2 separate regions of the Homo sapiens genome follow, and region 1 is linked to region 2. Evidence: read pairs that join two places in POLR2A ChIA-PET (ENCODE). Cell type or tissue: GM12878. All regions are shown on one strand.

What was found. Peaks named below come from ENCODE experiments on the same cell type or tissue, not always from the same donor. Only the 100,000 strongest peaks of a DNase experiment are listed, where the experiment ranks them.
Region 1: POLR2A ChIA-PET joins it to region 2 with 5 read pairs; 3 of 35 experiments call an interaction of 5 or more read pairs at or near these places.

What each region holds. Positions count from the first base shown.
Region 1 is chr16:21,149,739-21,152,238 of GRCh38, reverse strand. DNAH3 (dynein axonemal heavy chain 3) reads left to right here and starts at 1,393. Exons shown (of 62, transcript NM_001347886.2): 1 at 1,393-1,488; 2 at 1,705-1,949. The coding sequence starts at 1,920. In GM12878, no CTCF peak of the experiment used is centred here; no DNase peak of the experiment used is centred here; H3K27me3 peaks cover 265 bases.
Region 2 is chr16:20,864,635-20,867,134 of GRCh38, reverse strand. The region is part of intron 1 of DCUN1D3 (defective in cullin neddylation 1 domain containing 3); the gene reads left to right. Among named protein-coding and RNA genes, the nearest start is that of DCUN1D3, 34 kb to the left of the region's middle. RefSeq lists enhancers at 1-235, 1,001-1,370, 343-1,542. In GM12878, no CTCF peak of the experiment used is centred here; a DNase peak (open chromatin) is centred at 1,214; H3K27ac peaks cover 2,500 bases.

The sequences.
Region 1 (2,500 bases), 290 kb before region 2:
TTTTTTGAGATGGAGTTTCGCTCTTGTTGCCCAGGCTGGGGTGCAGTGGCATGATCTGTGCTCACTGCAACCTCCCTCCCAGGTTCAAGCGATTCTCCTGCCTCAGCCCCCCAAGTAGCTGGGATTACAGGCGACTACCACCATGCCCGGCTAATTTTGTATTTTTAGTAGAGATGGGGTTTCACTATGTTGGCCAAGCTGGTCTCAAACTCCTGACCTCAAGTGATCCATCCACCTCAGCCTTTCAGAGTGCTGGGATTACAGGCATGAACCACCATACCTGGCCCATATCTCTCAGTTTTGATTCCTTATCCTTAAAATGGGAATATCGTGGTGTTTGGGGGGAAATTGAATGAAAAAAAAAGATATGCAAGCATGGCACCCCCAAAAAACTCATTAAGTCTAACTTGGTTTTGAGAGAACTTCACAGTGACCATGGAACATGTGCTTTTAATATTCGGGCGGCAGCTAATATTGTTACTTTTGAGTATGTGCACATGTATTTCTGTGTTTATCGTAATATTGATGTTAGCCACAACATTTATAGAGCATTGACTGTGTTGGGTGATCAAACTATCCCAGTTTGCCCAGGACTGAGATTGCTCCCAGGATGCAGGACTTAGTGTTAAAATGGGGAAAAACTGGGCTGGGCGCAGTGGCTCACACCTGTAATCCCACACTTTGGGAGGCCGAGGTGGGCGGATCACGAGGTCAGGAGATTGAGACCATCCTGGCTAACACGGTGAAACCCCGTCTCTACTAAAAATACAAAAAATTAGCTGGGCGCACTGGTGGGAGGCTGAGGCAGGAGAATGGTGTGAACCCGGGAGGCAGAGCTTGCAGTGAGCTGAGATCACGCCACTGCACTGCAGCCTGGGCAACAGAGCAAGACTCTGTCTCAAAAAAAAAAAAAAAAACGGGGAAAAACTGGGAAAATATCAGTTATCCTTCTACTATATGCAAATCGCTCTGTACACGTTATCCCGTTAACCCTTCAAAGCAACCCTATGAAGTAGGGACTCACATTATTGCCATTTTACAGACGGAAAGGACACTTGGAGAGATTAAACAACTTGCCAAGCCACACAGCTAATTAATGAGAAGAGTAGGATCTGAAGTATGACCTGTCCAATTGTAGATCCCAAGAACTTAACCACCATACTCTGTGCTTTTCGACGTCTCCAAAGGTCTTTTATTGCTGTTGCCTCTGTTATTCCTGGAACATTGCTAAACACCTTCCCATGTTCCCTTCTGTCACCAACACTTCCTGCTGCCCACCTGGGCCTCCAGCAAAGGGAGACACCAGCTCACAGAGCTAGGTCATGCCCAGTCTTGTATGTAGGCACCGCAGAGGCCCCTCCTTCCCTTAGCAACAGACGCTGAGACATGGTTACTGTGCCCAGCGCCTGCATACAAGCACTGCCAGTGTTAAGAGTCCAGGGAGGAGGAGGGAGAACAGTTCGGGCTGCCAGGATGTTGTTTGGAGGGGTGAGTCTCCCTCTTCTCTGTATTAATGTGTAACTCTGCTTCAGTCTTTCCTCTGCAGTGAACTCAGTGTGTTTCTGGAAAATTTCCAAGAGAGAAGCACTCAAGGGAAAGGAAGCGTGGCCACCGCTGGGGGACTAGGAACCAGAGCCAAAAGCGCAGCAGAAACCCAGTGCTGTCCCCTTATCTCTAGCTTCCCTTTCTCTCCTTTTTTACCAGGGAACTCCTCAGCGGGCCAAAGTCTATGACCTCAGAGAGGCAACCTCATGAACAGAGCTTTCAGAACATCTGGAAAGTTCCATTGTTGGTGTCATCCCCATTATGCTATAAGGAAGTGTGAATTTCAGACCAACTGGATAGGAGAGGCACATCCCTGGAGAAGCTGAAAGCTCTTTATTCATTTTAAAAAAATAGCTACAATTAGAGTGGACACCATGGGTGACATGGATTGCTCATCTCAGAAGGTAGGTGTGAATTTTAAGACGTTTCTTGTTTTACCTGTATTTTTTTTTTTTATTTTTTATTTTGAGACAGAGTTTTGCTCTTTGTTGCCCAGGCTGGAGTGCAATGGTGTGATCTCGGCTCACTGCAACCTCCGCCTCCTGGGTTCAAGTGATTCTCCTGCCTCAGCCTCCTGAGTAGCTGGGATTACAGGCATGTGCCACCACACCTGGCTAATTTTGTATTTTTAGTGGAGACAGGGTTTATCCATGTTGGTCAGGCTGGTCTTGAACTCCCGATCTCAGGAGATCCGCCTGCCTCAGCCTCCCAAAGTGCTGGGATTACAGGTGTGAGCCACCGTGTCTGGCCGATTTACCTGTATTTTTAATGTGTTGGGAATATGTGGGAAGAGGGCCAATTGGCATGTTAGATGCCCTTGACTGAACAAGTGTATTCATCACATTTTTTTGTTGTCTGCTTTGAAATATCATTTTTGCTGAATTAGACTTTTGGAAATCTTCAAGTTTTGCTGTGAAAAATCCGGGAATAGACACCCGTTCTTCCCTTTCCTTCC
Region 2 (2,500 bases):
TGTTTTTAAATGAGGCTGTGATGAGTATATGTGAGTTCATGTCCCCAAAAGTGCTTAGCATAGTGCCTGGCACCGTATCAAGTGCTCAATAATTGATGACTGCTATTATTAGCTGTTAGCCATCAGCTAGTGAGTCTACGGGAGACCTTCAACTTTAAAACACTTGAAGTGCTGCCAGCCTGGGCCATGGGGCTGGGCACTGTGATGGAGCCTGGGGAAAGCTCTGGGAGAGCAAAAGTATTTTCCCAGAGAAGGGGGTAGACACAGAAGAAGGTAGACCACTGGGCAGTAATCAGAGTAATCGGGGGACCATACTTACCAGATCTGGAGATATTTTCTTCTGGGTTTAGACCACCACTCGCCTCAACACTCAATGGAATGGGGGCATTTCAAAGAAAGAGACCAGAGTGGAAGAACGATCCAACCTTCTGGCATTTGCTGATTGATCATCTGTTGAAACTAATTTTCTTCTCCTTTTTTTCATCTGCTGGTCATGTTAAAAGCTTTCAGGTTTCAGCTGGTTCTGCTGTGTCAGGTAGTCAAAAGATACTCTTACATGGAGGGCTGGTTGGCTCAATGGGATTAGGGCCTCTTTGGGAGCCCCATCTGTTCTGTCCCTACCTGAAGGCCTTGGCGCCAGGATTTGGAGGAAGCTGCTAGGATGAAGCATCTGTCCAGTGGGGGCGGGGTGAGTGGCCTGGGGTAGGTGGGTCAGATGGAGGCCAGGAAATCCTCTTATCTCGCTGGGTGCCCATGCCTCACTCAGCAGCAGGAGCTGAGCAGTAAACCCTGGTGAGTCAGCGTGCCTGGGAATTAGAGTTGCCAGTCTGTGAGCATGTGGGGTTTGTGTAAGTTTGGGCCTTTTGTTTCTTTCAGCATTCTAGTCTTTAGGAACACAAATCTGGAAACCAGGCCCTCCACATGGTACAGTCCTTGTTTTGAGATAATTCAGCTCGCACAGTTGCTTCCCTTGTACCATGGTCTTCCAAGAATTAACCCCTTGCCATTTGAAATTGTAATGAGTTGTACTTATGGCTTACTAGCTGTAGTCTTAAAGCATAAAAAGTCTTTTAAAAAACTTACTTAGGATGGTTGTTTTCCATACCAAAAGCCCTTATAAGAGCTTCAGTGTATTTTTGAAGCCTAAGTAAAACTACAAGTCTTTGAGGGCATGTTTGGACATGTATTTTTGTCATTGCTCTCTTTGCGGGTGGAGAAGGGGACAGGCCTTGATATGACTAATCTCTAATAACTACAGGAATGATTGTGCTCTTCATTTTAAACTTACTGTATACTCAGAGCTTATCCTCAGAGAGAATTCCTCTTGAAGACGACCCCCAATTTATCCAGGCACTATTTGGAGGAAGCCAAGTATTTTAGGCAAAGTTTAAAGCTCCAGCCTTTCATAAAAAACACCTTCTGTCCCACTGCCGGTTTTCAAAGATCTTTTAGTTTGGATCATAGAGGTCCATGAAAGCTCCCTAGACCTGGGGAGGCCCGGGTGACTGACGTTGACTTCTGTTTAGTGTCTGTTTCCTGCTACACTTCTGGCTCCTGGTCCACACTTCATTAACAACGTAATTTCAGTGGCTGCCATTATTATAGCAGTTGGCAAAGTTTTATAAATACTAAATTGTACATGGATTTTCCAACAAACCAGTTGAAGGTAGGAATAAGAGTCCTAAGTAGCCAGAGTCATCTTAGAGAAATCACCTCGCTTCTGGCTCAGAAATGTCTAGCAATTTGTTTAAAAAACCACTTTTAAATTATATAAATAATTAATAAACCACCATGACGAGTTTGTTATGTATCAGTGCAAACTTTTCTTTTTCATCTAGCAATTATCCTACCATTTAAAGATTGTATTTGGGTAAATCTGTCCTTCTTTTGTTTTTCTATTTTTTTCCCACTTTTTTCAGTTTTTTCTTTTTTTCTGAATATCCTGAGCATTTTTATTTATTTATTTTTGGTAACTTTTTTTTTTTAGCTTTTATTTTAGGTTTGGGGGTACATGTCAAGGTTTGTTACACAGGTAAACATGTGTCATGGGGGTTTGTTGTACATATTATTTCATCACCCAGGTGTTAAGTCCAGAGCCCAGTAATTATCTTTTCTGCTCCTCTCCCTCCTACCACCCTCCACCCTCTACCCTCAAGTAGACCCCAGTTTCTGTTGTTTCCTTCTTTGTATTCATAAGTTCTCATCATTTAGCTCGCACTTTATAAGTGAGTATTTGGTTTTCTGTCCCTGCGTTAGTTTGCTGAGGATCATAGCCTCCAGCTCCATGTGTGTTCCCACAAAAGACATGATCTCGTTCTTTTTTATGGCTGCATAGCGTTCCGTGGTGTATATGGACCACATTTTCTTTATCTTATCTGTCACTGATGGGCATTTAGGTTGATTCCATGTCTTTGCTATTGTGAATAGTGCTGCAGTGAACATTCGCATGCGTGTGTCTTTGTGGCAGAATGGTTTTTATTCATCTGGGTATATGCCCAGT